Linked DNA regions of Mus musculus: regions 1, 2, 3, 4 and 6 are each linked to region 5. A link is a loop called in an ENCODE intact Hi-C map of the cell type or tissue named here. Cell type or tissue: heart. All regions are shown on one strand. Each heading gives the region's core, and the rest is flanking DNA. Links, peaks and the distances in the headings are about the cores only.

What was found. Hi-C counts contacts between places; a loop is a spot of excess contacts. Peaks named below come from ENCODE experiments on the same cell type or tissue, not always from the same donor. Only the 100,000 strongest peaks of a DNase experiment are listed, where the experiment ranks them.
Region 1: a loop joins it to region 5, with 4 times the contacts of the local background. A loop is called at or near these places in 6 of 42 quality-filtered maps.
Region 2: it touches region 5 in a loop (3-fold over the local background); 7 of 42 quality-filtered maps call a loop at or near these places.
Region 3: a loop joins it to region 5, with 2.6 times the contacts of the local background. A loop is called at or near these places in 6 of 42 quality-filtered maps.
Region 4: a loop joins it to region 5, with 3 times the contacts of the local background. A loop is called at or near these places in 5 of 42 quality-filtered maps.
Region 6: a loop joins it to region 5, with 4 times the contacts of the local background. A loop is called at or near these places in 7 of 42 quality-filtered maps.

Annotation. Positions count from the first base shown.
Region 1 is chr3:145,116,201-145,120,982 of GRCm38, reverse strand. It overlaps Odf2l (outer dense fiber of sperm tails 2-like), which reads right to left and starts at 2,394. Exons shown (of 17, transcript NM_001162538.1): 1 at 2,201-2,394. It overlaps Gm40163 (a long non-coding RNA gene), which reads left to right and starts at 2,570. Exons shown (of 2, transcript XR_867692.2): 1 at 2,570-2,640; 2 at 3,868-4,161. In heart, for the core only: no CTCF peak of the experiment used is centred there; a DNase peak (open chromatin) is centred at 2,422; H3K4me3 peaks cover 1,900 bases; H3K27ac peaks cover 1,877 bases.
Region 2 is chr3:145,573,652-145,578,433 of GRCm38, reverse strand. Znhit6 (zinc finger, HIT type 6) reads right to left here and starts at 2,226. Exons shown (of 10, transcript NM_001081094.1): 1 at 1,438-2,226; 2 at 267-332; 3 at 76-182. The coding sequence starts at 2,066. In heart, for the core only: a CTCF peak has its summit at 2,125; a DNase peak (open chromatin) is centred at 2,263; H3K4me3 peaks cover 1,758 bases; H3K27ac peaks cover 1,462 bases.
Region 3 is chr3:145,122,478-145,127,259 of GRCm38, reverse strand. Odf2l (outer dense fiber of sperm tails 2-like) reads right to left here. Exons shown (of 17, transcript NM_001162538.1): 2 at 2,885-3,049; 3 at 1,035-1,167; 4 at 109-237. The coding sequence starts at 2,991. Among named protein-coding and RNA genes, the nearest start is that of Odf2l, 6.3 kb to the right of the region's middle. In heart, for the core only: no CTCF peak of the experiment used is centred there; no DNase peak of the experiment used is centred there.
Region 4 is chr3:145,647,535-145,652,316 of GRCm38, reverse strand. Ccn1 (cellular communication network factor 1) reads left to right here and starts at 2,332. Exons shown (of 5, transcript NM_010516.2): 1 at 2,332-2,587; 2 at 2,882-3,095; 3 at 3,440-3,784; 4 at 3,906-4,120; 5 at 4,349-4,782. The coding sequence starts at 2,525. The coding sequence ends at 4,651. It overlaps Gm17501 (a long non-coding RNA gene), which reads right to left and starts at 2,240. Exons shown (of 3, transcript XR_003954574.1): 1 at 1,397-2,240; 2 at 1-934. In heart, for the core only: CTCF peaks have their summits at 2,914 (motif pointing left) and 4,094; DNase peaks (open chromatin) are centred at 796, 1,536, 2,276, 2,996 and 1 weaker place; H3K4me3 peaks cover 4,000 bases; H3K27ac peaks cover 3,650 bases.
Region 5 is chr3:145,921,994-145,926,775 of GRCm38, reverse strand. Bcl10 (B cell leukemia/lymphoma 10) reads right to left here and starts at 2,514. Exons shown (of 3, transcript NM_009740.2): 1 at 2,261-2,514. The coding sequence starts at 2,317. In heart, for the core only: no CTCF peak of the experiment used is centred there; DNase peaks (open chromatin) are centred at 1,945, 2,585 and 4,565; H3K4me3 peaks cover 2,270 bases; H3K27ac peaks cover 2,416 bases.
Region 6 is chr3:145,581,269-145,586,050 of GRCm38, reverse strand. It overlaps Znhit6 (zinc finger, HIT type 6), which reads right to left. Exons shown (of 10, transcript NM_001081094.1): 5 at 3,419-3,522. Among named protein-coding and RNA genes, the nearest start is that of Znhit6, 7.5 kb to the right of the region's middle. In heart, for the core only: a CTCF peak has its summit at 2,049 (motif pointing left); no DNase peak of the experiment used is centred there.

The DNA of each region.
Region 1 (4,782 bases), core at 523-4,522, 810 kb after region 5:
TGATCAGTAAGTGTGTTAAGGGATGGATGCTCATGAACAATAGCATTAGAAAAGATCATAGCACCTAGACTAGTTTAGGCAAATGTTGGTTAAAAACTACTCTCCCTGACGAGAAAGCATAGAATTCCATAAGTGTTTGTTTGCTAAACACCAATCCCTGAAAATCAAAATCATGTGACTTCAAACAACAGCATGCAAATTCTATTAAAATAACATCCAAAAATTCAAATACTCAGCAAGAAACAGAAAGTAGATGTAAGAAAGATGCTTTTTCTCTGTATTCTGGAAACTAGTCAAAACTTACCAAAGAGATAATTGCATAGCATTTTAGACTCCACTATGGAAAAAAAAAAGTGAAACTTAGAAATAGATAAGCAAAAATGACCAAAGCAGGAAAACAGATTTCTAAATAAAAGCTATCAAAATGATTGGGTGTGAGTGAGGGAACAGGGTGACATTTATGATTCAGAGAGGTTAATTGAATAAGAATCTGTGGCTTCTGGTCAGCTGGGGCTGAAGAGTCAACAGGAAACCAGCAGCACTGAAACAAAATCTTTGCTTTACAATGGATGCTGGTTGGCCTGAGCTGCAAAAGTAGTTATAATTAATAAGTGACCAGCACTGCTGAGGTGAACTCTTCTGGGAAGCGGTGGTTCAGGGAGGCCAAGGCTGTACCTTAAGTGGTAGCTAAACTTAGTAATGTGTTAGGAGTTTTCCACATGGCTCTGGTTTTCAAGGAGTAAAGGGACCACGGAGAGCAGCTGAGGGTTGACACCGTATGACAGGACTGGAGACCAGCATAGAGGTCAGAAAGCCACCGATGACAGAGCAGCCCCCCATCGTAGTGCAGGCCTCAGGACTGAAGAGGCAATGAATACAAACCGAGGCTTGGAATGATTAGGCAAGGGTTTCTAAGGAAAGCCCAGGAGATGTTATTGGAGAAATGCAGTGGATACACAAGGATTGCAAGTGTCACGGAAAGAAACTGAGGACTGGTACAATGAAAGGACAGAAGAGGCCACTGGTTAAAGATCCCAGGATACTGCAGATGTTAGGACCACGGATGACCATCAAGGACAGCAACAGGGGTGGTTTAGAGTCACGGTGACACACTGAGCAAGAAGTAGAATCCCTGGACTCATCTTACTTTATCCCACCTTTAAACTTAGATGCCATCTGGCCCACTCTGCGGGGCAGCTCAGCAATCTTCACGTTTTTTCCACTTTCTCCTTTTTAAAGTAATTATCCTGAATTAACCAACCTACCTTAAATTTACTTACAAGCCTGAGTTGATCAGAACTGATTTTACAGAACAACCTTGAAGACCTATCTGTTCTTTGTAGAAAGTCATTGCTGAAGCAGTCATAAATGGAGAACTACTAAACCAGAGGGTGGGGGTTGGGGGCATCAGTGGCCTGCAACGGATCGTTTCTATACTCATCCTGACTCCCATTTGTCTGTATGGAGTTAACAAAAGTGACGAATAAATGAGGCTATCTGCTCAGATCTTGAGACGCTCGAAAAGCAAAGACTAAAACTATTAATATACACCAGTTGTAGAATTAGCAGAAAACAGCAATAATAATACTTTGCTATTAAAAATTACAAATATGGCCGGTCTCACCATTAATCAAAGGTATGAAGTAAAGCTTACAAACAGGCACGATTTCTACAGTTTGATCCTTTACCTAAACCAGAGGCACTCGTACCCTCAAACATTTGACACCCTTGTAAGCCATGGCGTGACAGAGAAACTTGGTCTTTAGGGTCACCAATAGCAGCCACCGTTAGGTTAAGGTTACTCAACTGACATATTCAGTGCCAGAGACAGGGGACATGACTCGGGGTACGTCAAGAACTGGACTGGCATCGGGTGAGCTCAAGATTAGGAAAACACTATGTCGGAAACACCCCCAAACCCGGACCCTCGCTCTGCAGGGACCCTATCCCCCGCTAACTTCTCCCCGGCGCCCCGAGACCACACCGCGGGAAGCAGGGGCACAATGTCCGCTTTCCTCTGGGTGACAGTGAGGACCTGAGCACCAAACACATACTGTTCAGGAGGGGTGGGCACCACGGGTTTCACTTCCGGGTGCCTAGGGTCACGCGCGGCCCGCCCTCAGAGCCCACCCCAGACTCGCGCCCGCCCGCCCGTCCGCCCGTCGCCCTGACGTCATCCCCCGCCGCCGCCACTACCTACAATGGCCGGAGGCCTCTCTGAGGCCTGCCCGGCCCTGGGTCACTGCAGCAGGCGGAGAGTGCAGAGAGAGTAGGAGGCCAGAGGGAAGGGCAGGGAGCGCGGGGAGAGAAGCTGACGAGTCACCAGAACAGGCAGCGGCGGCCTGAGCGCGTCCACCTTGGAGCTCAACGTTGCTAGTAACCGGCCTGCGGTTTCTGTGGAAACGGACGCCCCGCCCTCATCGGCCCGCTCCGACGCAGCTAATTGGTCGGGAGCTCTAGAGCGCGAGCGCCGTTCCTGCTGTGATTGGAGGGAGTGAGGGGGCGTGGCCGGCGGGGGGTTGTCTCTGCTCTGGTTTCTCTAGTGAGATTTTTCAAAAGCTTTAGCTTTGAGAAAAGGCGTAGCTTTTGTGCGTCGCTGACCGAAAATCTCAACCGCTCTCATCCTAGCAGGGAAGGAAGGTCCGTTCCGAGTCTCTTGACACTGGATCGAAAAATGACTTCCCTGCTTTTGCCCTTTTTTGTAGCTAGGATTTGAAAAAACCCAAGACAGAAAAACCTTTCCAGTGTATGGCATTATCCCCCACAGGAGTTTTTCTTCTTTAAAAACATAGTCAGCAGGTTCTCCAAAATGTCGTTCAAGTCCTCCTAAGTCCTTAGATAAAGCTGCTGTGCTTTCTAAACTGCTGAACCGGCCAAATGAGATCTTGGTAGGACCTAGTAGTGGTTTTTTGTTTGTTTATTTTGTTTTGTTTTGTTTTCCTTATGAGATTTTGGGAGTTTTGTCATTGTTCTTGGAATGTTTTCATGCACCTCCCAGGTGTAGTAGATAGGAGTGAGTTTACGTCCGAGTTTTTGTACAACTGGCTATTATCCATTTATTTGCCTCTATGGGAAACAAACAAACAAACATGTTTTTGCCGCGTGCACCTTGTCCTTCTTATATACTCAAGTGACCTTTCTTAGCACTCAGGGTATACACTGTCTGATGCTCTGAATAAAGTTGGCTATTGCATGCGGCGTTAGTCTGCCTCGTTCCTCCGCTCCACTCCCTCAGGTTCCACCACAGGAAGAGATATAAAAATGAACAGCATATCGAAGCAGCGCATACTTCTAGTAGATAGAGTAAAATGGTAGCTATGGGAAATGTCAGCTAGGAGCTGAACTGTCGGCCCTTCAGTATGGCTAGTACAAGCTCTTCAGAGCCAGATGCTGTGCTTCTTAGGGAGTTTCCATAGGGAGCTGTTCGCCTAGGTGAGGAAAATGAAAATACATGTTTATGAAATATTCTATAAGAAAGTCATAAATAGCAAGTTTGTTTATAATAGCTAAAAATGGCAAGTAGATTGAATGTTTACCAGCAGGAAAATTGATTACATATTCAATACAATGGAATGATATTCCACAGTCAAAAACAACAAGCCACTTCAATATGCACCTTCTGCATAAGTAGCTTGAAGCTCTTCTCTCTGTTGCCTGGGACATTCAATATGGACATGCTGGGTACATGAGCAGCCATGGATAGACTGGTAATAGACGTCTTAATTCAGCCTTGTATAAGAAAGTAGCGTAGGCTGAGTTGTTTAAAGAACAGAAACATATTTATCACATTTCTAGAATCTCAGAAGACCCAACTCAAGAATCAACCAATCTGGCTGCTAGTGAGTTGTCTGTTCCTAATGCTTACAGATGGTTGGAAGCCTCCTTGCTGTATTCTCACTTGAGCAAGAAGCAAGATCTCACCTACCTCCTGTAAGGACACAGATCTCATCATGAGGACTCTACTCCTGTAACCCAATCAGCCTGCCAAGGCCTCCACTCCAAGTGCCTACACACTGAGGGTTAGTGGGAGGAAGGGACACACTCATTCCACAGCAGGGAGCTGCATGCTACTCCTCCCTGGAGAGTGATCGTTCTCTGAAGGCAATTCTCCAAGTACTGACTTAATTGTGGAAAATAAAGATTTTTATTATCTTCCCACTATCACTTCTCAGCATATTTAATCATATATGTAAGCTGCTTTTACCTGATTATGGCTGTCAAAGAATGGTAGGTAAATGCCAAAAGAGGTTTTTGTAACTGAAAGCAGAAAAGGTGGGAGTTTAAAAATAAAAACATGTAATTTTAGATACTGGAACTTCAATATATTGACTTTCTCCTCAGCCTAGTAAGTAATTTACAATGCAAGAGTCATTGCTACGATGTTATAACAATGCAAGAAGAGATAAATCACGAATGTCACATGGTTTATGACATAAAAACTCATTCTTTTATCCTTGAATGAAAAAGGATAAAATGATCCTTGAAGTCCTCTCCCCAATTTAGCAGTTGTCCAAAACTATCACTTTACAAAGAAACTAACATTTTGATATTTTAAATGTTTGATTTTGACCTAGATGTGTCTGTCACTGCCTTTTTCTAATTATTGTATTTAATAAACAACTATAGTGTTACATGAAAGAATTAATTAGATTTCCTATCTATGTAACTATAAGAATTCCTATTCAAATCAGTCCCATTGCTTTCTTTTTTAAATCCCCCCTTTTTTTTTTGTGCATGTATCTGTGCATGTGGACAGGTAGAGGCCATGATGGTGGAGGCAGG
Region 2 (4,782 bases), core at 175-4,174, 350 kb after region 5:
AGAATGGACAAGTTAACGAGTGACACGGTGCCAGTGGCCAGAAGGCATCCCTGGGTGGTGCACAAAGTGACTTACCACTCAGGAGATTCATCTCAGTAAACTGCTGCAGCGACACATAAGCGGTCTTATCCCGGACTCCACTGCACGTCAGGTCAGCTTTGTGTTTCTTTACACAGGGCAAACTGAAGAAACAAACAGGAGGCAGCTCTGTACCTGAAGTCAGAGTGCACACAGGCAGGGAGTGAGGTAGGAAGCTACATATCTACCTGCAGGAAAAGCGCATGCAGCGTGGACATCTGTACTTCGCTTCTTCTGTCCCACAAGTCTCACACCTGTAAGAGTGCACCTGAGACTTAACACGCAAAATCAACTCTATGTATGTCCTTCCGGTCTTAGAATTTGGACTCAAGGGCATTTCACAGTTTACAGGCAGGTAGTCAAAGCAACTCTGATAAAGTATATGATAGCTGCTATTGGAAATCATGAAAATGTTTAAAAATGACATTTACAATGACGTGCAATTCAAGAAAACTGTATGAAAGAAGTCACTGGCCCGCCCATTTTTTTCTACAGGACTTAAGAGAATAATATGAATTGCTGATTTTTGTAGACCAGGCTAGGCTGGCCTCAAACTCAGAAATCCGCCTGCCTCTGCCTCCTGAGCACTGGGATTAAAGGCATGCGCTACCACGCCCAGCGATTTTTGAAATTGTGATTCATGGAGACTTTGTGTGTGTCTAGAAGTATAATCCATGAGCTACATATGAGTATTTTAAAAACATATACACCGGAGAAACAAGGAAGGATGAATCCCAGACTGGCAGCAATGTGTGCCCTTTCCCCAGTTCCACAGCGAATTCAGAATGAACACCCAAATAATGGTATGATTCATCTGTCCTCGGTCTTCTAGGGTCTGGTGATACTGAGAACCAAAGTGTACCTGGTACCAGTCAGTTCTATCAGCTCAAGGAGTTTGAGACTGAATCTGACCACAATCTGATCTTCTGTACTGTCACATGAGCACATTAAAGAGACTACATCCAAGAAACGAACATTCATAGGAGCCCGGAATAAATTCAAGAGTAAGTTGACATGTGTCTATTAGTCTACCCACTTGCTGGTTTTTGGTTTATATTGGATGGCGCCTCTAATCCTATTCTCTCTAAAAGAAAGACTGCGAAAGCGTTTCTTATTTAACAAGCTCTGGCTCCACAAAGGCCTTCTGATGCCCAGAATTTTCACTCCCTAACCTGGCCATACCCTTCTGGACACAGTCACATCACACTGTGTCCTCGAAAGCGTCACGCCCAACCTGAACTTCACCACTCAGACTTCAGGGACCCACGTCACGCCTGGTTTAACTTACCTCACTTTCTGCTGTTAAGGACTCGTCCACCCAGTAGTCTATTTCCCATCTGGGTTTTCTCCCCGCCCTACCTTGACAGAGCCAATTTCCTCTTGCTGCCCACTCGGGGGTTCATCTGGGGCTCTTCCTTCACCTTCGCGTCTTCCATCGCTTCGCTCTTGAGGGAACCCTCTTCTTTTATAGGCGCTGCATCCATCACTTGCTCTTCCTTTACGTTCTGACCAACAAACAACTCCTGTTTTATGGTCAAGTCCTCCTCCTTCACTTCTTCCCAGTCCGTCACCTCCTCCTTCACCTTCACCTTCTCTTCCTTCACTTCTGGCTCATCCACCTCCTCTTCTTTCACCACCAGGCTACTATCCGCCTCCTGCTTCACTTCCAACACGCCTTTCTCATCCTTCACCTCGGGCCCGCCCTCCACCTCCTGCTTCACCCACTGGCTGTCCGCAACACCACTGTCTAAATCCGACCAGTCTACTACTTCCTGCTTCACCACAGCTAAGTCCATCTTTATCTCCTCCGCATCCTCCGTGGTCTTAGTTCCTGCCAGTCCGTTCCTCTCCTCTCCATCGCCAGCTTCTGGGCTCCCGTCTAAGTCCCTGGCTCCCTCCCCACCAGCCGCAGGCCTCGGCCGCGCCCCCTCCGCTACCCTCTGGGAACCTCCTCCCGGAGTCCCTTCCTTCTCAGCTGCAGATTCCATGAGCTCACGAGCCTAGGCCGAAGCTGCCACTCCGTTCTTCACGGTGGCACCACCAAGCCAATAAGAGAGATTACCAAACGAACCGCCGACAGCGCCACACGTGCAGCAAAGCAGCCGCGGCAAGCTCTGCACGCCTGCGGGAAGCCGAGCTAGCCGTAAAGCAGCTGTTCCGGCCACGACTCTTCACGACGTGTAGCGTTCTTTACGGCACGGCGGCTTTCCGGCCCCACTCCTTAAAGCCAGGTGAGACCACGCCCACCAGGACTCCCACCCAGGGGCGGGGATCTTGCCACATCCTTTCTCAGGCGCTGAAACTGCTGTCTTGGGAACTGGAATTATTGTCTCAAATAAGTGACCCACTTTAATCAGTATTAAGGATTAATTCTAATAATGCATGGCAATAGATACAGACTCCCATGTTCCTCCAAAGTTTAGACTGTATAAAGCGGTGGTTCGTAACCTTACCAGTGGTGTGGATCTTTATGTTCCTCATGTTGTGGTGACCTCCAACCATAAAGTTATTTTTGTGTCTACTTCATAACTATAATTTTGCTACTGTTATGAATCGTACTATAAATACTCCTGGGGGGTGGGTGGAGAGGGGGAGCAGAGGTTTAGCAAAGAGGTCGCGACCCACAGGTTGAGAACCGTTGGTCTAAGGTTTCTTCACTGTATACTAGGGACCAGGACATCCAAAAACGCCTTTAATCCTAGCATTTAGAAGCCAGAGGCAGGAGGATCTCTGTAACCTTCAAGGCTAGCCTGGTCTACATAGTAAGTTCCTAGGGTCAGGGCTGTTTCAAAAACAAAACAAATAGGAGAAGGAAAAAGAGGAAGGGGAGGAGAGACACTCTCATCTGCTCCCACAAAGATTACATGAAACTATGCATGGGAACCAACTACAAAAAGATCTACAGCCGGCAACTGAAACGCTGGCTGTCACAGGGTAATTGTAGCCCCTAATATCCGTATAGTGAAGCACTATACCCCAATACCTCAGAATTTTGACTATATTCGAAGACAAGGCTTTTAAGGGCATAACACTTAAAATAAGGCCTTTGGCTGGGCCCTAGCCCAATCTGACTGGTGGTTTTTTGTTTTTGTTTTTTTGTTTTTTGTTTTTTTTTTTTTTTTGTTTTTTTTTTTTTTGTTTTTCGAGACAGGGTTTCTCTGTATAGCCCTGGCTATCCTGGAACTCACTTTGTAGACCAGACTGGCCTCGAACTCAGAAATCCACCTGCCTCTGCCTCCCGAGTGCTGGGATTAAAGGCACGCGCCACCACGCCCAGCTCTGACTGGTGTGTTTAATAAGAGGGAATTTGCATATAAGTGGGATGGATGCACGTAGAGAAGGGTACTGAAATGTGAGAAGTCATCGGTTTGCCAACCAGGGAAGCCTAAAAAGGCAGAATCTCTGACCTTTGACTTTTTCTATAGCTTCTTGAAATTTGAGAAAACAAAAAAAAATGTCTATTCACCCCAGGAAGGAACTGACAACAGACCAAAGGATTCCACTCAAGTCCAACTTGGTGAGCTGGTGATTGTATTGAGGTTATTTACAGAAGTGTCATTCGTACTTCTACCAATAACATTTGTGTTCTAATTAATAGCGGAAAAATACTGTCTATATATACCATGCTTTCTTCATTTGTTAATCTATTGATAGATACATAGGCTGATACCATATCTTGGCTGTTGTGAATAGTGCTTAATCAGCATGAATGGGCAGGTTTCGTTTTCCTTCCTTCCTCTGTCCCTCTTTCCCTCCCTCCCTCCCTCCCTTCTTTCCTTTCTTTCTTTGAGACAGAGTCTCTTTGCATAGCTGTGGCTGTCCTGATGAGTGTCCTCATCAGCTTTGTAGACCAGGCTGGCCTTGTTCTCACAGAGATCCACATGCTCTAATGTGCAGGGATTAAAGGCATGTGTCACCATGGCCAGTTTTTAATAATAATACTCTATAAATTTATTATTATTATTATTATTATTATTATTATTATTAGTTTTTTTGAGACAGGGTTTCTCTGTGTAGCTCTAGCCCACATGGAACTCACTCTGTTGACCAGGCTGGCCTTGAACTCAGAGACTTGCCTGCCTCTGCCTGTGCCACCACACCCAGTAGAAACAGATTACTGAGCAGTATGATGATTTAGGTTCCTGTAGCTTAGGAAGATTACAACTGCTGGAGAAGATGGTACCTTTAATTTTAGTTTTCTAAGGAACCTCTATATTGAGCCCTATAATGGCTGTGCTATTTATGTTCGTACCAACTGTATTAGTCAGGGGTCTTTAGAGTCACAGAATATGGAATGTCCTTCTGTATTGAGGGAATTTGTTATGATGACTTTGAGTCTGTTCCCCAACTCCCCAACAATGGGCAGCTGTGAATGGGAAGTCCAAGGATCTAGTAGTTAGTTGCTCAGGCCCATGAGGCCAGTTGTTTCAGCTGGTCTTCTGTAGAAGTAGATTCCAACAGATGTGCTGGCAAGTAAATGCAAGCGGCGAAGAAGAGGGGATCTTCCTTCTTCAATGTCTTATGTAGATCTCCAGTATAAGCTCTGGCCCAGATTAAAGGTATGAACTATCACGCTTGGATCTGGGACTTGTTTTGCCCTAGGGATCCCTTGCCTTACTCTCCTGGGATTAAAGGCATGTACTACCTTGCCTGGGCCTAAGTTTTTTATAGCTACTATGCCTCAAGATCTCCATGCCAAGATCC
Region 3 (4,782 bases), core at 482-4,481, 800 kb after region 5:
TCAAAGAATTACTTTTGTTTCCATATACCAATATTTTATATTCAGTTAGAGAAATAAAATATCCTCCAAGTGGGAGGCATCACTACAGACACAGCACAGGAGCCTTACTTGTTCATAGTCAGTCTGTTTAATAAGATGTTCTAAGGCTAATTTCACACGGTTAAAAGTGTCTAATTCTTTTGATAATATGTCGTTCTGTTCAAAAATCTTCTTCAAACTGGATGCAGAAAGATTAGCCTGACAAAATAAAAAAAAGCACATACCTACATGTTAAGACAACATTAAGTAAAACACCCTAGAGTATTATCAGTGAGGAACTATTTCCTAGTTTCAAAACCATTATTTTGAATATAGTATTGGTAAGCCCTGGCAAGTTTACCAATAACAGACAGAATGCACTACACAGTGGTTAAATCAAAATAAGAGGAAGTTGTAGAACCCCACAGCTTTGAAGTATTTGTTCTGCTAATGTGCAGACCACAGGCTGTCTTTGTTCCAAAGTGAAGCATATTTGAAATCGTAAAATCATTCTGTTCCAACTGATGCCACAGTAAACAGATACATGGCATCTCTCGGGAGTTTTATTTTTAAAAGATTTATTTATTACTATTTTATGTAAATGAGTGTTTTGTCTGCAAGTCTGTGTACTGTGTGTGTCTGGTACCCATGGAGGCCAGAAGTGGGAACCATCTCTTCTGCAACTGATCAGCCACTGAACCATCTCTGCACACCACAATTTTAGTTTTAAATCCACCCTTCAGAAAGTTTCATTCTCTAGCTGAAGGCCAGGTCAGTCACATACCAATTTGTACTTTCCACTCTAGTCTCTTACTAAGTACACTATAGGCTGAGACAACCTTTTATAAGAAGAACTGCAGCTAATGACAGGAATAAAGAATTCTTACCCCAGCCCCCATATTTGGTATCATGAGCGCATTCATGGGCATGACATTGAGATCTGAGTCCTTGGTCAAGGCCTTCTGAATATTATGCTCACTTCCCATCTCATTAGCCATTCTAAGTCCAACACTCACGTTTTCTAGACTAATTCCTTCCACAGTGTTCTTAAATAATGGCAAAAGTAATTCAACTGAACAGGATGCCAACTGAGCTTCCTTAAGCGTTGCTTTCAACTCCATCTTTGTATTTGCGACGTCTTGCTTGAGCCTAATAACAGACAAATAAGCTTGAAGTTACTTCTAACACATAAACTGGAGACCTTTTATATAAGACGAGAACGGTCAAGCCTGCCTCTGGACTGACATGGGTTTGACTTAGATGCCCCTAGGGGAGACCTTACCACCAGGACTATAAGCATCCAGGCCAAACATAGACTGACAGAGGCCAAAAGACGTGGACCTTGAGTACAGGTAGGAGAATAGTTCATCTCACATTTTGCTGCTATGGAGTCACACGCAATGTACATTTAAATTTGTGTATAGGGCTAGAGAGATGGCTCAGCACTGGTGGTCTTCAGAGGACCCAGGTTCTATTCCCAGCCCCAGAGGGTAGCTCACAGCTCTTTATAACTCCAGTTCTGGGGAAACTCATACACTCCTTTGGCCTCCATGGGCGCCAAGGATGCATGTGGTGCACACACATATGGAGGCAAAATTCTCATACTCATAAAATAAATTTATCTCTAAATTTTTAATAAATATATATTTAAGATTTTTTAATAAATAAGAATCTACATATAACTAAATTTGAAAGAAGCTTTTTGAATATCTATAAAGCAAACAGCAAGTGCTGTGAGAGCACCATGCCTTTTATCACTCAGTACTTTAGTGTCCTTGTAGAATGTCACATGAAGACTCATTCAGGACTGATGGGGCTGCAAAGATGGCTCAGCAGGTAAAGACACTAGCTGCCACGCCTAGAAATCTGTTTAGACCTCTGGAACGCACATGCTGGAGAGAGAACAGAATCTGAAAATTGTCCTCTGACTCCACAGCACAAGTCTCACATACACACATGCATTTGGTATCTTACAGATATTTCAAAGAGAAGATTCTGTTCATAAGTACCACTGGCTTACAGTTAAAAGCTTATGATAAATAAGTGTCATTCATTCAAAACCATGGGCACAAAAATTAACAATTATATTTGATGAAACACCATTTTCCATTTTCTTTTTAAAAAAGATTTATTTGTTTTTTGTTTGTTTGTTTTATATAAGGACACTGTCGCTGTCTTCAGACTGATGTCCAGAAGAGGGCATCAGATCCTATTACAGATGGTTGTGAGCCACCATGTGGTTGCTGGGAATTGAACTCAGGGCCTCTGAAAAAGCAGTCAGTGCTCTTAACTGCTGAGCCATCTCTCCAGACCCCATTGTTCATTTTCTGCAAACTAAACTAAAAGCTAGTCTATATAACCTACAACAATAATAATGACATTTTTTTTTAAGATTACTATTTGGGGGAATATGAATTCACACAAATAACAAGTAAATTTCCCATTTAAAAAAAGCAAAATATGATAATCATTTGTTACACAGCAATACACCAGGCAATAATATTCACTTTAAGCTATTAATAGCTTGGGTTAATTTTTCAATTACTTTCATTACAAATAATAATAATAATTAATAATAATAAAAAGATCTTAAACCACACACCTGTAGGCAAATAGCCGAAGAGATTAGGAACAGCCTGAGCTGCCTGTGAGGCCTCGGCTCAAAAAGTACAAATAACAAGTAAGGCAAACAAACGAATAATAAAGACTGGCAACTGCCCTAACCTGCTGAGTAAGTATTTTTATAATCAGATATGTAGGCATATTTTAATGAATAAATACTAAATGTGACAGGGCTATTCGTGAATGGTTGCCATTTAATTAAGAAGCTAGAAGATGAGATTTGTTCTGCTACTACCAAGGCTACCTGCTGAGGTGCTTCTCAGGGGCACACTGTGGAGCAGATCCTCTCTCCCGGATGAGATAAGAAATCAGGCCCTCTGAAAGACTTCCATCACTAGTAGGCATCTCCATCAACTCAGTGACTCTTTTACAGGCACTTCAGCAACAACTTTTCCACAGACACTGAAAGCTAGGAAACATATGTTATTCAACTTATCATTTCAGGAGGGATTGTTTCCTTTCATTATTCTGTGATTTAAAGATCTCAATTATGTATAAATGCTTCAAAGGCAATATATAATTATAACTGCTATTAGGGCATGGCTGTGCATGTCTTTAATCTTAGCACTTAAGAGGCAGGTGGAGGCAGATCTCTGTGAGTTTAAGGCTACCCAGTTTACCTAGCAAGCTCCAGGCTAACTAGGGCTACATAGTGAGGCACTGTCTTAAAAAATTATAAATGCTACTCACTTATGTTCTAGTTACCTTAAAATAATATCAAAATTGCATTGCATAATAATTTACCAATTCCAAGTTTCCATATACATTTTTGAAAGGCTTGCATATATATACATACACATACACAAGATCACTTTTTAGATTTTATTTAATCTTGCATCTGTGCGTGGGTATGTGCACATGAGTCTTAGGGAGTTGGCAACATGGAGAGCAGAGTCCCCTGGAGCTGGAGTTATACAGGGATTGCGTAGCTACTGGGACTGAACTTGGGTCTTCAGCAAGGACAGCAAGCACTCTTTTTTGTTGTTGTTGTTGTTTTTCGAGACAGGGTTTCTCTGTATAGCCCTGGCTGTCCTGGAACTCACTTTGTAGACCAGGCTGGCCTCCAACTCAGAAATCCACCTGCTTCTGCCTCCCAAGTGCTGGGATTAAAGGCATGCGCCACCACGCCTGGGTGACAGCAAGCACTCTTAACCACTGAGCTATCTCTCTAGGCCCAAATGTAGTTATCTTTATTGGTCTATTTCCTGGAGTATTATAGCAATCCTTCAATATTCACCCAAAAGGACTAGAAAACAAATATGCAGACCATGGTGGATTTTGTACTAGTTCCATCTGGCCTAGGCAACAGAACCTGTTTCCTCTTACAACTGCAGAAACTCAATGCACCAACATTAAACACACTTCCCAACAACTGCGGCAGAGCACATAAAATGTTATTTTGAAAGTCATCCTTCTTGTTACACTTCTTCATTCCCATTTCCAACTCAATCAAGAATAATACTCTTTGCTGATGAAGATAATAATTAAAAATGACAGTACTTCTGGACTTTAGCAAAAATCTTCTCATTTAGCCCTGAAGATGTTATTTTTTACAAGTGACTGGCTATAGATGAATTCCTCCCAAGTTGGCCCATTTAAAGTGATGAATTAACACATCAGCAACATTGAGACTAAGTTTTCACAACTCTAGTTAGAAATGGTCATGTGTCTTTTTTGTTGTGGCTGTTCATACAAGATTAAAAGTCATGTTTTGTGTTTTCTATATTGCTTTTCAAATATTTAAGATTTAGTCTTAGATTTCCCTATTAAAATACATTATGTTCAAGAAATTTTCATTAGTTTAGGTACATGTGAAATAGTAGGTTGAAACTATTCAAAATATTTAATTAGCAAGTCACAAACCTCCCAGAAAACCTGCAAAAAATGCATCAATTTTTGTCTGATGCTTCAATATACAATGCAGAGACAAATATTTAGCAGCTAAAATTCAAAAAGAAGAATAACCCAGAGGGCCTGTGATACTCCTCCTGGATCTCTTGCTGCTGAGTTGTGTAACATCTGTTACTACAAAAATCACGCTGTAGAGAATATATGGAGATATTTACATACAGCCCAGTAGAACCTTAAATGCACAGGTCACATGAAAAGCCAAACTAAGGATAAAGAGAAGCAGGCTCTGTG
Region 4 (4,782 bases), core at 451-4,450, 270 kb after region 5:
CCCCGCGTCTCCTCTGGGACAATCCCATTCTCCGAGATTGCCCAGTTGGAGTCCAGAAACAAAACCCCACACATCCTCGTTAGAAAACTTTAATCTGATTTTTAAAGGCATCTATGGAATGGCGTGTCTGTTTGAACGCTGTGCCGTATACCGGACCTCTAGGCTTCCCCCCCTCACCCTCCAACTCCCCTCAGCAAAGGAACACAGCATATTCAGGCCAGTTGGATCATCCACTGCAACTTTATTTTAAATCATGATAGACAGATTGCGTGAAAAACAAGGAATTCCAACGAATTTCCTGCTCTGGGAACAGAAGTTAAGTCTATATTTAACAACATTTGAAGCTGTCAAGAATGCCTTGTGGTTGGATAACAGAGGGAGAAAAATGTTAAAAACGCAGGCTACTGCTATACCCAAATATGGAAATATTGTTACGTCTGGTGTCTGATTCACCATCTGGAAATACTTACAACCATGAAGTCAAATAGAAAAGACGCCACAACAGAAGCCAGGAACCCTCCTCTCCATTCTGTTTCTCCAGCGCCTCCTTCTACCCTGTTCCTTGCCTTCTCCACCCTCACCCCCTACCCTCCCGAGCTTCCCTAAGATGGAAACAATGAACTGTGCGCAGGAGGAACTGTTCTCTAATAAATCGGCCAGCCGAGGGGACCAGGCCTAGGCTTTGCTTTCATTATTTGCATAACACTTGACAACCCATTGTCTTTAAAAGTCCCCACCCCCAGAAAGCCTTGGAGAACCTACCGCCTCTAGCAAATTCCTCCAGGACTTACGAAAGGGCGCTTTTGAATGAATGAACTTAACTCTTTCCAGTAACAGCTGTCTTCACTGGAGTGTGCGCAACAGCCTCTCCTTCTCACTGGAGTCATTCATAGAACAGGCAACGCAGGAGGCTCTCTTAAGCAAGATCGCGAAGCTGCAAAGGCAGAGAGGCCCTAAATATTAAAAATGAAGAAAAGCTATCCCAGTTTATGAATGGCATTAATAACCCCAAATAGGGTCTTGTGTGGGAGGGGTGTCTTCAGTTGTATGTTTAATAAGATCTTAAAACCCAACTTCCTCTATTACAGTGTTGCCTTCTAAATCCCTCATGTCTCGGAACTTGGAGGGAGCCACTGCACTACCCTTGAAAAAGAAGGCTTCTAAGTGATCCAAAACAAAGGAGTTAAACACATGGACGGGCCCAGACACACACACACACACACACACACACACACACACACTCACACACACGGGGGGGGGGCAAACAAATACACACAGCGAGACACATAGGGGGCGGTGGGGGAGGGTGTCTGCAAACACCCCGAGTCTTTTTTCCAGCTATCCACAGGGCACAATGGTCCTGTTAGAATCTGTTTTGTCCCGGTAGCTTTTGCACCTGGTGATTTCAGGACAAGTCACTCCACGGTGGTCTCCTCCGCTTCTGCTTTGGCTGCTCAGTTTCCACCGCCGCCAGTCCAGGGAGAGAGGCCAGGAGGGTTGACCCGGCCTCCGGCATCCGTGAGGAAGTGGACGTCAGGCTCCGGGAGAACTCTGCACTCGTTTCCTCTTGGATTTCCAATGCAGGCAGTGGGCTGGAACTAAAACTGGGAACCTCCAAAAACAAACAAGTACAACATACCAAAAAAAAGGGGGAGGGATGAGGGAAGACCTCTGGCTGGAAATATGCCAGCGAAGAGGGAAGCTTCCCTCCCCCCCCCCATTCATAAATGCCACTCCGGGTATTAATTTGCAATACACTTCTCTTGGCTAATAAACATCATGCCAAAGCTTTGGGACTTGATCCGAGCATGCCTCTTTGAAGTCCACAAATAGATCCCTGGCTTAGAAACCAACTCCCCCTCCCCTTTGGACTCTCAGTAGATAACTTTACTCTCACCTTGGTTGTAAACAAGCAAACAGCTCGCTGCCTTTCCCGGTAGGCATCACCAAACAAAACCACTTTTGTTCCTCTGTCTCCCGCCCTCCCATGTCTAGGCAAAGATCTGAAGGGTTCACACCAACACATACACCACGCCCCCCCCCCCCATATACCCTCTTCAATCAAAATCATCACCCTCGCGCCCCAAGCATCCCGCCCTCCCCAAAGGAAGTTGTTATTTAAAGTGGAAAAAAACGAACTTTTTTTTCTCTCTGATGGATCTGAGAAGAGGGGGGAAAAGGTGCAACGGAGCCAGGGGAGGTGCTTGGCAGCAGCCCGCGCCAACCAACATTCCTGAGATGTTTGAGAATTCTAGAACGCGCCGACAGAGCTACGTCACTGCAACACGCGGCGCCTAGGCAGGCATTATAAAGGGCGGGCTCCCGGCGCTGGGGCAGACCGTGAGCGAGAGCGCCCCAGAGAAGCGCCTGCAATCTCTGCGCCTCCTCCGCCAGCACCTCGAGAGAAGGACACCCGCCGCCTCGGCCCTCGCCTCACCGCACTCCGGGCGCATTTGATCCCGCTGCTCGCCGGCTTGTTGGTTCTGTGTCGCCGCGCTCGCCCCGGTTCCTCCTGCGCGCCACAATGAGCTCCAGCACCTTCAGGACGCTCGCTGTCGCCGTCACCCTTCTCCACTTGACCAGACTGGTGAGTTGGATTTTTTTTTTTAACCACTGCTTCCCGGTCTGCCCTCATCGATTCCTTTCCCCGGGCCATGATCTTTCACCGCAGGGAAAGTTAGACTGAAAAGTTCGGAGGTAGCTGTTGCTTTATGCCCAGGGGGCCTCTTCCTGGGACGCAGCCGCTGGGGTGGTCAGGCTGCCGGGACGCGATCGAGACACTTCTGGTGGACGGAGCCCCACAGCCAGACCTAGGCTCAGGGCAGTTTACGTGCCTCCCCGAGCAATGCAAAGCAATCTCACGCGCTTCTCCCTCTTGCAGGCGCTCTCCACCTGCCCCGCCGCCTGCCACTGCCCTCTGGAGGCACCCAAGTGCGCCCCGGGAGTCGGGTTGGTCCGGGACGGCTGCGGCTGCTGTAAGGTCTGCGCTAAACAACTCAACGAGGACTGCAGCAAAACTCAGCCCTGCGACCACACCAAGGGGTTGGAATGCAATTTCGGCGCCAGCTCCACCGCTCTGAAAGGGATCTGCAGAGGTAAGAGGCTTGTGGTTTGGCCCCTTTAAAAAAAATAATAGTCCCCATAGTCCAGAAGTTTAGTAATTTTGAGACCATGTATGGTGGACGCTTTGTTGATGGTAGCTTGGCAGAAAGGCACATGATTTCAGCAGTCTGGAATGCAATTCAGAGTGTCTGGGCCCAACGAAAAGCGCATACGGAAAAGTGATTCCTGACTAACTTATTGTTCAGCTCTGGAGTCTCGGGGGAACTGTAGGGAACTTTACCATACATTGAATTGAACAGCGGAAAATATGTATGAGTTTCAGCCTGTGGCGGCGAATCTTAACCTTCTCCTCTCTCTCTTTTGGTCGTCTTTGCAGCTCAGTCAGAAGGCAGACCCTGTGAATATAACTCCAGAATCTACCAAAACGGGGAAAGCTTCCAGCCCAACTGTAAACACCAGTGCACATGTATTGATGGCGCCGTGGGCTGCATTCCTCTGTGTCCCCAAGAACTGTCTCTCCCCAATCTGGGCTGTCCCAACCCCCGGCTGGTGAAAGTCAGCGGGCAGTGCTGTGAAGAGTGGGTTTGTGATGAAGACAGCATTAAGGACTCCCTGGACGACCAGGATGACCTCCTCGGACTCGATGCCTCGGAGGTGGAGTTAACGAGAAACAATGAGTTAATCGCAATTGGAAAAGGCAGCTCACTGAAGAGGCTTCCTGGTAAGTGGATATAGAGTCCTTAAGACACTGTGCAGAAATGCTTTCTTGGTCTGCAACTTTGTAGAAACCAGTGTGTGTATGCAAGCATCTAAGAAGCCTTCCATTTCCTTTATCTTTCTAGTCTTTGGCACCGAACCGCGAGTTCTTTTCAACCCTCTGCACGCCCATGGCCAGAAATGCATCGTTCAGACCACGTCTTGGTCCCAGTGCTCCAAGAGCTGCGGAACTGGCATCTCCACACGAGTTACCAATGACAACCCAGAGTGCCGCCTGGTGAAAGAGACCCGGATCTGTGAAGTGCGTCCTTGTGGACAACCAGTGTACAGCAGCCTAAAAGTAAGTTTCTTTCAGGGCTTGACCGTGATGACCCCACAGGTGGGTGGGATATGAGCCTCTGTTCAAAAAAGAAAAAAAGAAAAGTCCATGATATATCTGAAAAGAAATTGTCTTTATGAAGCCCAACACTATGTACAGTGGTTAAAAGCATACCTCCAAACAAACAAACAAACAAAAACAAAAAAACAACAATCCTCATTCTTGGCTTTCTTTTGTTCTTTCTTCCAGAAGGGCAAGAAATGCAGCAAGACCAAGAAATCCCCAGAACCAGTCAGATTTACTTATGCAGGATGCTCCAGTGTCAAGAAATACCGGCCCAAATACTGCGGCTCCTGCGTAGATGGCCGGTGCTGCACACCTCTGCAGACCAGAACTGTGAAGATGCGGTTCCGATGCGAAGATGGAGAGATGTTTTCCAAGAATGTCATGATGATCCAGTCCTGCAAATGTAACTACAACTGCCCGCATCCCAACGAGGCATCGTTCCGACTGTACAGCCTATTCAATGACATCCACAAGTTCAGGGACTAAGTGCCTCCAGGGTTCCTAGTGTGGGCTGGACAGAGGAGAAGCGCAAGCATCATGGAGACGTGGGTGGGCGGAGGATGAATGGTGCCTTGCTCATTCTTGAGTAGCATTAGGGTATTTCAAAACTGCCAAGG
Region 5 (4,782 bases), core at 570-4,569:
GACCTCTGTTAGAACAGTCAGCGCTCTTAACTGCTGAGCTATCTCTCTAGTTCCTTAGTCCTTAATTTAACTGTTAGTATTACATTATCAACTTCAGAGTATAAAGTTACCTCTATTTGTTAAAAGGAAACAAGTTCTAACAAGATGAGGGTGTGTTAAATAAACAGATGAAAACAGGAGCAGCGCTGAAGATGTACAGCCCTGGGGACCAGCAGTAGGCCTGTGCTCCCCACTAACATGGGAGGACATGGACCAAGACTCTCTATGGATGTGCAAAACCTCATGGTACCAACCCCATATCAAGCTTTCCACCATAAAAACTAATCTAATATCCAAGACAGCTCACTACTAAGAGGATATCAGGCAGGTAACACACACACTGGGGAAAAGGTGAGACTCGTGTCCCTGGCTAGATGCAGTGAGATGGCACAAGATTTTGTCACGGTACTTAGAAGAGTGCTCAATTTGTATCACTATAACCGTATCAAATTCCCATTAAATAATTAAATATTTTTGGACCATAGCTGACCCACAGGCAACAGAAGCCACAGAAAGCAAACCCTGAGACAGACAGACAGCCTCATGTAAACAACTTCCCACCATTTATCAAGACAGATAATACAGAAGGGACACCAAGCAGTTTTGGGGGAAGGATAATGAAAAGTTCAAGTTTTGAAAACATAAGAACATAGCAGGCAGTGGTGGCTCATGCCTTAATCCCAACACTTGGGAGGCAGAGGAAGGGAGTTGAGGCCAGCTAGTTCTACAGGTGAGTGCCAGGACAGTCAGAATTACAGAGAAACAAAACAACAGCCAAATGTATGAAATTATAGTTTGAGTTCTGGTAGACTTGGAAATAAAGTCCTGGAGTTGAGAAAAAAAGGAGATTCAAATAATGCGGATGAATGTTTAAGCTTGTCATAAGCAGTTTCAAAAATAATAGGGTGAATATCTAAGGAACACTATTTTTATAGACACCCTGACGCTTCTCTGTAGTCTCTCTAAGGTTATGGACATCTGACACAGGTCTAACGTGCAACTGTCAGGATGGATGACGTCAATGAACCCCGGAGCAGAAACAAAGGCCTGCAGCACTCTCCTCCCCTATCTACAGACAGGTCTTGTCTTGTTTTGCCAGCTATAAAATGAAAAGCAATTCTCTCCTTATAGGTACTTTAATGATTGTGAGAAAATTCAAAACTGTGGAACATGGGAACAGAGCTCCCAGACTTTACACTTAGGGTTTACTGTCCTCTTAAGGACTATAGTGGGTATCAAAGACCTTGTTTCAAGTAGAATGTGTAGCTTTCCATACAGCAGGTGCCCTACCAACTCCACTGAACACGGAAACTATGGCAGTTATCCTGGCCGTACCTTTCCCTCCTGGTACTTAGCTCTATCAGTTGTAATTATGGGCACAGCGCAATAAACTTTACAAGGGGTAAGTATGGTAGAAAAAGGGGTCTGAAGCACACATACATCTTCAACAACTTGAGGTTAAGTTCGTAAAGACGATTTTTCGGCAGCATTTTGGTGCTAAGTAAGAACGAGTTACCGGTTTTTAATGTGAATTCATGTATATTATCTAAGTTGTGCTCATTTGATTTTTTTTTTTTTTCTGGCAAAAGAAGTTAAAAGGAAGGAAAAAAAAAACGAAGCACGTTGTGGTTAAAGCCATTTCCTCAAATATTACTGTGTCTGTGAAGTTCTACATGGTCTAAGCAGAAGAGTCCAATTTAGTCGGGAGTATTTTCAACGTTTACCTGGGAACCAAGTCTCAGCGAGAAGTACGCACACCCCCTTCATTTAAATACGTGGGCGTCTGATTACTCGGGGAATTCCAGGGCGTGCGTTCAGCTGGCGAGCTTTCCGCAGCCCCCGATAGAGACCAGTTTCACCCATCTGCTCTACGCCCGGGGATGCCTGGTCCAAAGCCCGCTGTGGGCACACTCCGGCGGCTCCCTAGGCTAGCAGCTCCCGCGGCGGTGGCGTGGGATGGGGGATCGGCAGGATGGAAAGCCACCAGCGACGAGCGGATGGCAAGGAAACATCCAAGCCCACCGACAGGCTTAACCGCGGACTCCCGGGTCGCTGGTGGATCGTCTCCAGCCAGCTCCCGGGAAGCAGGCAGGTCGTGCTGTGCCAGGACCCCGCGCTCTTCCGACCTGAAGTTCCCCGTCGCTCAGCTCCGGGTTTCCGCTTTCCTCCGCCCGCCCGCCCCGCTGCGCCCCGCTGCGCCCAGCCCGGCGGAGCTACTCACGTCCTTCTTCACTTCAGTCAAATCCTCCTCCGTGAGGGACGGTGCGGGAGCCTCCATGGCCCAGGCCGGGATGGCGTCCTTCCGGCCCGCGCCACCCCGCCCAGACTAAGGGCTCGGGCCTCCGGGAATCAGGCTGTGACTTCGGGGGGACTAGGAACAGAAGCGGGGGAACGGCCGGCTCACGGACGAGGAGGTGGAGACCTCAACGCCCCACTTCCGGCTCCGCCCCTGGGGCCAGCGGTGCCGCGCTCAGCGTTCTTCCTAACTCAGGCACCACCCTTCGGCGAGGCGGGTCTGCCTGCAGGCCCCACCCACCTACGTGCCAGCCAATCAGTACTACCCTCGGTTACGTCTCTGCTTCCGCAGTGGCTCCGCCCACAGCGGGCGTCCCTCTAACCACGCCCCCTTGTCATTTACATAGGCTTGCGGATTGGACGCCTGAAGGATTTGTTTCCGTGGGCGGAGCACTGGCCGCTCAGTTTAGCGGGATCTCCCCGCCTTCGCAGACTCCTCGTTTGGGTGGAGTGTGGGCTGAGTCGGCCAGAGCATTTTGGTTTGCTTCTCTTTTCCAGATGTTGCGGAACAATTTCCTGTTGTGCTGAGCCAGGTTTTACAGTTGCGTGATCATACGTATATGTATACACGCACACATAACTTCCGTTTGAGGGCCTGCTCTGGGGGGCCACTGCCATTTACCACCTAGAACTAGGGAGACAGGAGCAAGGAGATCTTGAGAGCAGAAAACAAAACGACAAAACACAAAGAAAAAAAAAAAACTGTTAAAAGATTTAAAAATTACCTGCAATCCCATCAATTTAGCAGCACAGGTAGTGTTTGGGTACTTTTAAGTCTCTATTCATTAGAAGCATTTCTCCTTATTAATCTATGCAGTAGAGACAAATTTAAAAAGCTAGGGCCTCTAGGAGTATATTTAAGGTTCTGAAGCTACTTGGTACACAGTTACACTCTCTTATTGTTATCCTTTATCTCTGTTCAGTAAGTAAATTCTAGGGATGCTCTGATGGGGAAGTTGTTTATTGGAGGCCAAATGGCTATTTTCAGAACGATATTTTAACTCGTAGCCCGTGCAAAACGTGTCCTAGTGGATGAGGTGCTCCACATAGAGTCCTAGGCAGAAAATGATTATGTGGTCGATGAAGTAAATCTGCAAGTGTAGACTGAAATGTCAAGAGGACCAAAGGCAACAGGAATCTTTATCTAAAACAAAAGAACCAGTAGAGGCTTAAAGCCACATCTCTGTAGCTTTGATCAGAGTTCTGGAATCTTGGTGTTTACATTATGCCAGGTCTTTTTTTACGCTGATGTCTAGTATACTAGAGTGTTTTCCTGTGTCCTTAGTCATCCGTTGTCTTGTTATAACCCAATTTGCTTAATCATTTGCTCTTTCCTGTAGCAACCATCTGTTGAATGGCAACTACTGAACTACACCCAGATCTTCTTCTAGCAAATCAAACACCTCTGTCCTCCAGCTAGGGTGTGGTGGCACAAGCTAGCTAGCTGTGTTGGCCAACCAACTGCTTGCATCTGACCCAGCTATAAGCAGGAATAAATCATAAACTTACTTAAAACATTAGGAGGGTTTTTTCCTTTTTGCATTTTTTCCCCACATTTTGGATATGTAGGTTTTTTTTTGTTTGAACCCTGCAGATAAGAATATCCTGTCTCAAAATAAAAAACAATAGACCCAGTCATAAGTATTGTCAAAGTTCAAGGTTATTCTGGGCTACTTAGTAAATTACTGGGACAACCTGTGCTATATAGTAGGAGCCTGGCTCCAACAAACAGAAAAAACAACAATAACATCTGTTTCTTCGTGAAATTTACATTAAAGCACGTATTTGTTTGGGGGTGGAAAAGGTAGACATTTGAAAAGTTTCGTGTGTAAAGTGTTTAATATGCTAGAATCTCATAAATACTAAGAGGGAAAGCGACGCTGGGAAATGGAAAAGGTGGAGATGGAGACCACACGGAGATAAAGGATACATTTCCCACGTGCAGGAAGTGAGGGAGGAGCCGTTGGACAGAGGGAAAAAGGGAAAAAGAGCTCTCAGTGGAGAGCCCTGCAATGCAGAGGCTGGGTGGCTGGGGAGGTGAACTCTGCTACGGGCAGAGTTTAATCTGACTTTGCCCAGAGTCATACAGGTTTACTCTGAGTCAGAAGGAAAGCCGCTGCAGGCTTCAGAGGAGCAGAGGGACATATGCAAACTATGCTTTCACTGTTCTGCAAGCTGGCCAGCTACTGCTCTAATCTAGACCCCAGGAGGTAGAGGCCTGGCTGGATTGGGAGCAGTGAGAGAGAGGAGAGCAGGCTGGGTGAGAAAGGCCAGGGCGTTTGACTTTGTTTTGAAAGGCTCCCTGTTGCTATCAAGAAAAGACCAGAGTGCAGAAGAAAGGATGGGAGTCAGAGAAACAGCTGGAAGATTTCATTCTCCAGCCACCCAGATATAGGGCACTGTGATGAATACTCACTACCATCACAAAAAAAAAAATGTCAAGCAATC
Region 6 (4,782 bases), core at 462-4,461, 340 kb after region 5:
TTTTAAAAATAAGGATACCCTAAGGTCCATGAAGTAACAGCTCTGTTCATCAAGCCTAATTCTGAGCTTCAGAACCGCCCACAGTTAGTTCTGGAAGGTGCTCTGAGCTGAATCCCCTAAACATGGCAAACAGTCCCATCACTATATAGATCCTCCTTGATACCCAGGCAGCAGGCATAGAGAAGTGGCCTGCCAAGAAAACTCCCCTCCCTCAACATCAGGCCTTACCATGGTGAGCATGAAACAAGCAAAGAGTATCTATGACCTATGTAGTGATCTTCTTTAACTAGCAAACACACAAGGCATCTCCCATTATTCATGAGAAATACCTGACATAGTCTCTGCTCTGCTTAAAAAGGTAGCAATTCAGGTTGCAGAGTGATTGAAAGCTGGAAAGAACCCAGATGTCCCTCAACAGAGGAATGGATACAGAAAATGTGGTTCATTTACACAATGCAGTACTGGTCAGCTATTAAAAAGAATGAATTTATGAAATTCCTAGGCAAATGGACGGATCTGGAGGGTATCATCCTGAGTGAGGTAACCCAGTCACAAAAGAACTCACATGATATGTACTCACTGGTAAGTGGGTATTAGCCCAGAAACCTAGAATACTCAAGATACAATTTGCAAAACACATGAAACTGAAGAAGAACGAAGACCAAAGTGTGGACACTTTGCCCCTTCTTAGAATTGGGAACAAAACACCCATGGAAGGAGTTACAGAGACAAAGTTTGGAGCTGAGACAAAAGGATGAACCATCTAGAGACTGCCATACCCAGGAATCCATCCCATAATCAGCCTTCAAACGCTAACATCATTGCATACACAAGCAAGATTTTGCTGGAAGGACCCAGATATAGCTCTCTCTTGTGAGACTATGCCGGGGCCTAGCAAACACAGAAGTGGATGCTCACAGTCAGCTATTGAATGGATCACAAGGCTCCCAATGGAGGAGCTAGAGAAAGCACCCAAGGAGCTAAAGGGATCTGCAACCCTATAGGTGGAACAACATTATGAACTAACCAGTACCCCGGAGCTCTTGACTTTAGCTGCATATGTATCAAAAGATGGCCTAGTCGGCCATCACTGGAAAGAGAGGCCCTTTGGACTTGCAAACTTTATATGCCCCAGTACAGGGGAACGCCAGGGCCAAGAAGTGGGAGTGAGTGGGTAGGGGAGCAGGGGGCAGGCAGGGTATAGGGGACTTCAGGGACAGCATTTGAAATGTAAATGAAGAAAATACCTAATAAAAAATTGGAAAAAAAAAAAGCAGATGTTAACTTCTAGCCACGGAAGAACAAAACATTTCAGACTTTCAGACACAGGCTAGGTGATGAGATTACAGATTTAAACTACCAGCAATCCTGCCAACAGCCAAAGTAACCACCCGAGGCCCTGACCACAGTGGGCAAGAAGCTGTAATATTCTGAGTAGGTGGCCATCATGGTAAAGCATGACGACTGAACATGACCAGTGTTAGGTTTTCCAGAGACAGTCTTTGAGCAGCACTGCGGGAATGTATGCCCTAGGAAGCAGTGTCACAGAGCTCCCTTGCCTGCTGTCATGGACACAGTCAGGAGAGGCCGGGCAGGGGAACAATCAGGCTTCTACTTCTTCCCAGTGTTTTTAGAAGGCCCCACAGTCACTCTGAAATTCCTCTGTAACATCTAAAAGCCACATGGAAAAGGAATAGCAGAATTCAACATTTCAGCACAACTTTGAGTCTGTAGTATATTGCCCTCTGAATCTCACTGTAAAGCCCACCTGTTCTCCACAACTGCAAGACTCACCGTTTCACTTATCCTTGCTCCTTTCTAAAGCGAAGCTATAGGAATGTACAAACCTACACTTACATAGATACCATGTTAAAAACAATCCTGTGTTTAAAGAAATGCATTGCCACAACTATTTAAGGAAATCATTGCAATTATGTTAACCAACAAGTAGATGGGCATGTTACACGATATAACAAGAAAGCTATAATTGTATCTAAGGAATAAAATGTTTTTAAATTTGTAAAATGTTTGTTAAGTCTTTACAAGAGGGACACCTAGTGGCTAACTTCTAAAACAGAACCGGAACACTTAAATACTAATTCACATTTTGACAACGGGCATGTCTCTATGATCTATAAGTTCTATAAAGATGATATATACATCTGTAGAAAGCAAAAAACCAAACCAAACCAAACCCCAAGTCCAAAAGATGGATTAAGAAGTTTAGGACTCACAGTTCTAAGTAGGAGGTACAAGAACAATAAGTACTTACTGACCATAAGTACAGGGCTTAGGGGTTGTCTAGAACTGGGTGGGGCAGAGGAAGGTGAAGCCTGGGCCCTTCTGGGGAACTGGTCCTTAGGCCATACAAGAATACAGGTTGAGAGTAGAGCTAATCACACAGGCTGAGTACTGAGTACTGAGTACTGGTGTCTTAGTCAGCTATAGTCAGAGAGGCTTCTTTCTGCAGCAGATGGGGTCAGATACAGAGATTCACAGCCAGACAAAACACAGAGAGGGAGGGAAGGAAGGGAAGAAGGGAGGGAGGGTAGGTGAGTGCCTGAGAGAAAGCCTGAGCATGCATGCTTGGAACCTCTCTAAGCAAGGTATGTGCATCAAATCCCTCTGCTCAGGGAACACTGCAGAAGAGGAGTCAGGAGAAGGAGAGAAAGAAGAAAAGAGATGGAGAACAACGGGAGAACAAGGTCCCTCTAAAACAACTGACCAAAGTCCATAAGAGGCCACAGACACTGCAGTGAGGCCTGCGGAGGTCAGAGGTGGGAGGTGCCTGAGTCAGAACTCTGAGACCAGTCTGGACAGTACAGTGAGACCTGCCTACAAAACAGAGGCAGTAAGTCTATAGGGGTGTTAACCTTGCACCAAGGTACAAAGTGCTGAGTGAGGAGGAGGAGGAACGAGTTAGTCCAAGGAAACTAGCTTTTACCACCCTTCCGAGATCTGAAGTTAAGCTCCCCAAATACTTCCATGATGTTCTAGGTCTCAAAGAAAACTTCACGACACTCAAAAAGTAGGATTCCTCCAAGTAGGATTCTCAGCCATGAACGTTTCTGGGCACCATTAGAAATGCACACTATCAAATTCCAGCCCAGCCACAAATATTGTTGAGGCACTGTCAGAAATACATGTTATCACATTCCAACTCACTGAGATGAAATCACAAGGATATTTACTGGTTTGTTATGTACATTAACATTTGAGAAGCTTCTCCAAGGACAACATACAAGTTCTTGGACATTCACACCAGTCACAGGACATGCAATTATCAGTTTCTGTTGTCATCCAGGAACAGTTTACAGATCTGACGTTTGTTTACAATGTTCTAAAGCAAACCAAACCTTATAGGTTGTCCCTTATCAAATTATGACAGCTATACATACAGTAAAAGTGAGACACCTACCTATGGTCAAAAACTGTTGAATTCTCTTTTCTCTTGCTAAATCCATTGGGTAGAAGCCTCAAGTAAATGCCTTGCTTTCGGGCACGATTCTTCATAAAGAACAGCTAACAACAAAACCAAATAAAAGTTAATTTCAGAATGCTTTACAATTCATATTCAGATAATAGTATACAAAGAAGGTACAAAATGGGATATACTGACACCTGTTTCTAACATATGTTACTCCCTCTGAGTTAGTAATTAAGCTCAAGGAGGTAACTGGACAATCTCAAAGTAGCTCAACCAAGCCTTCTACTGAGTTAAAGAAGACACAAGATCACCCAGAGGATGGGGGGGTGGGTGGGTGGGGGATCAAGTTTTCTAGTTAAGCGGATAGGAATCTAAGAGTTGTAATGCCAAGTTGGAAAGTCAAGTCATAAGTCCACGGAAAAGGGTTAGCAATCACCAGCTAAGTAAGAAAATTACAAAAATAATGGAATGTAATTTTGTAAGTCATCAGACTTTGGTTTTAGTAACGGCAGTAGTTATAAAGATGAATTTTTCCATGAAAACATAGCCAAGCAATGGGAGAAATACATATATAAGGATAAGAATATTTAAAAATTGCCTTAAAACCATTTATGAGCTGGCAAAAGCTCCCAAGTTACCACACTTGCTCAAGAGAGAACACAACTGTGACACAGAGATTTATCGAAACATGAGCAGTAGAACTAGAACCTCCACAAGCACAGTGCAAAGCCCTGCAGCATTAATTACTACTGGGCAAAGCAGACAGAAGCTGAGAGCAGTGCTTCTCAGCCTTCCTAACTCTAACCCTTTAACATAGCTCCCCATGTTATAGCGGGCGATACTCTACCATAAAATTATTTTTGTTGCTACTTCATAACTGTAATTTTCCTACTGATACAAACTGTAATGTAAATATCTGCTTTTTCCAATGGTCTTAAAGGGGTAGTGACCCACAGGCCAAGAACCACTGGCTTAGAAGAAAAGGTGACCTCATAAAGTCAAAGAAGAACTAATTCCTGATGCACTTAGTAATTTAGCTTTAAAGTAACGAAGCAGAAATTAACCATGCCATAGGGGCCAAAAAGTAATTTTGCTTCTACCCACTAGGAATACTGTAAGCAAGGAAAGCCAGAAATAATAAATAACACACGCAACAACCCTGCCTTTGAGAGCCTCTTCTTGTCCCCTAGAAGCACTGATGCATACCAGGCTTTGCAGAAGCTCAAGTCCATGCATAAATGGTGTGACATCTGCATACGACATCCACACATTCTGCCTGCCTCAGTGACATAATCTTTATGCCCGACGCTCTGAGGACAGCAGTCAAGAGGTAATGCAGGGAGTAATAACGGTAA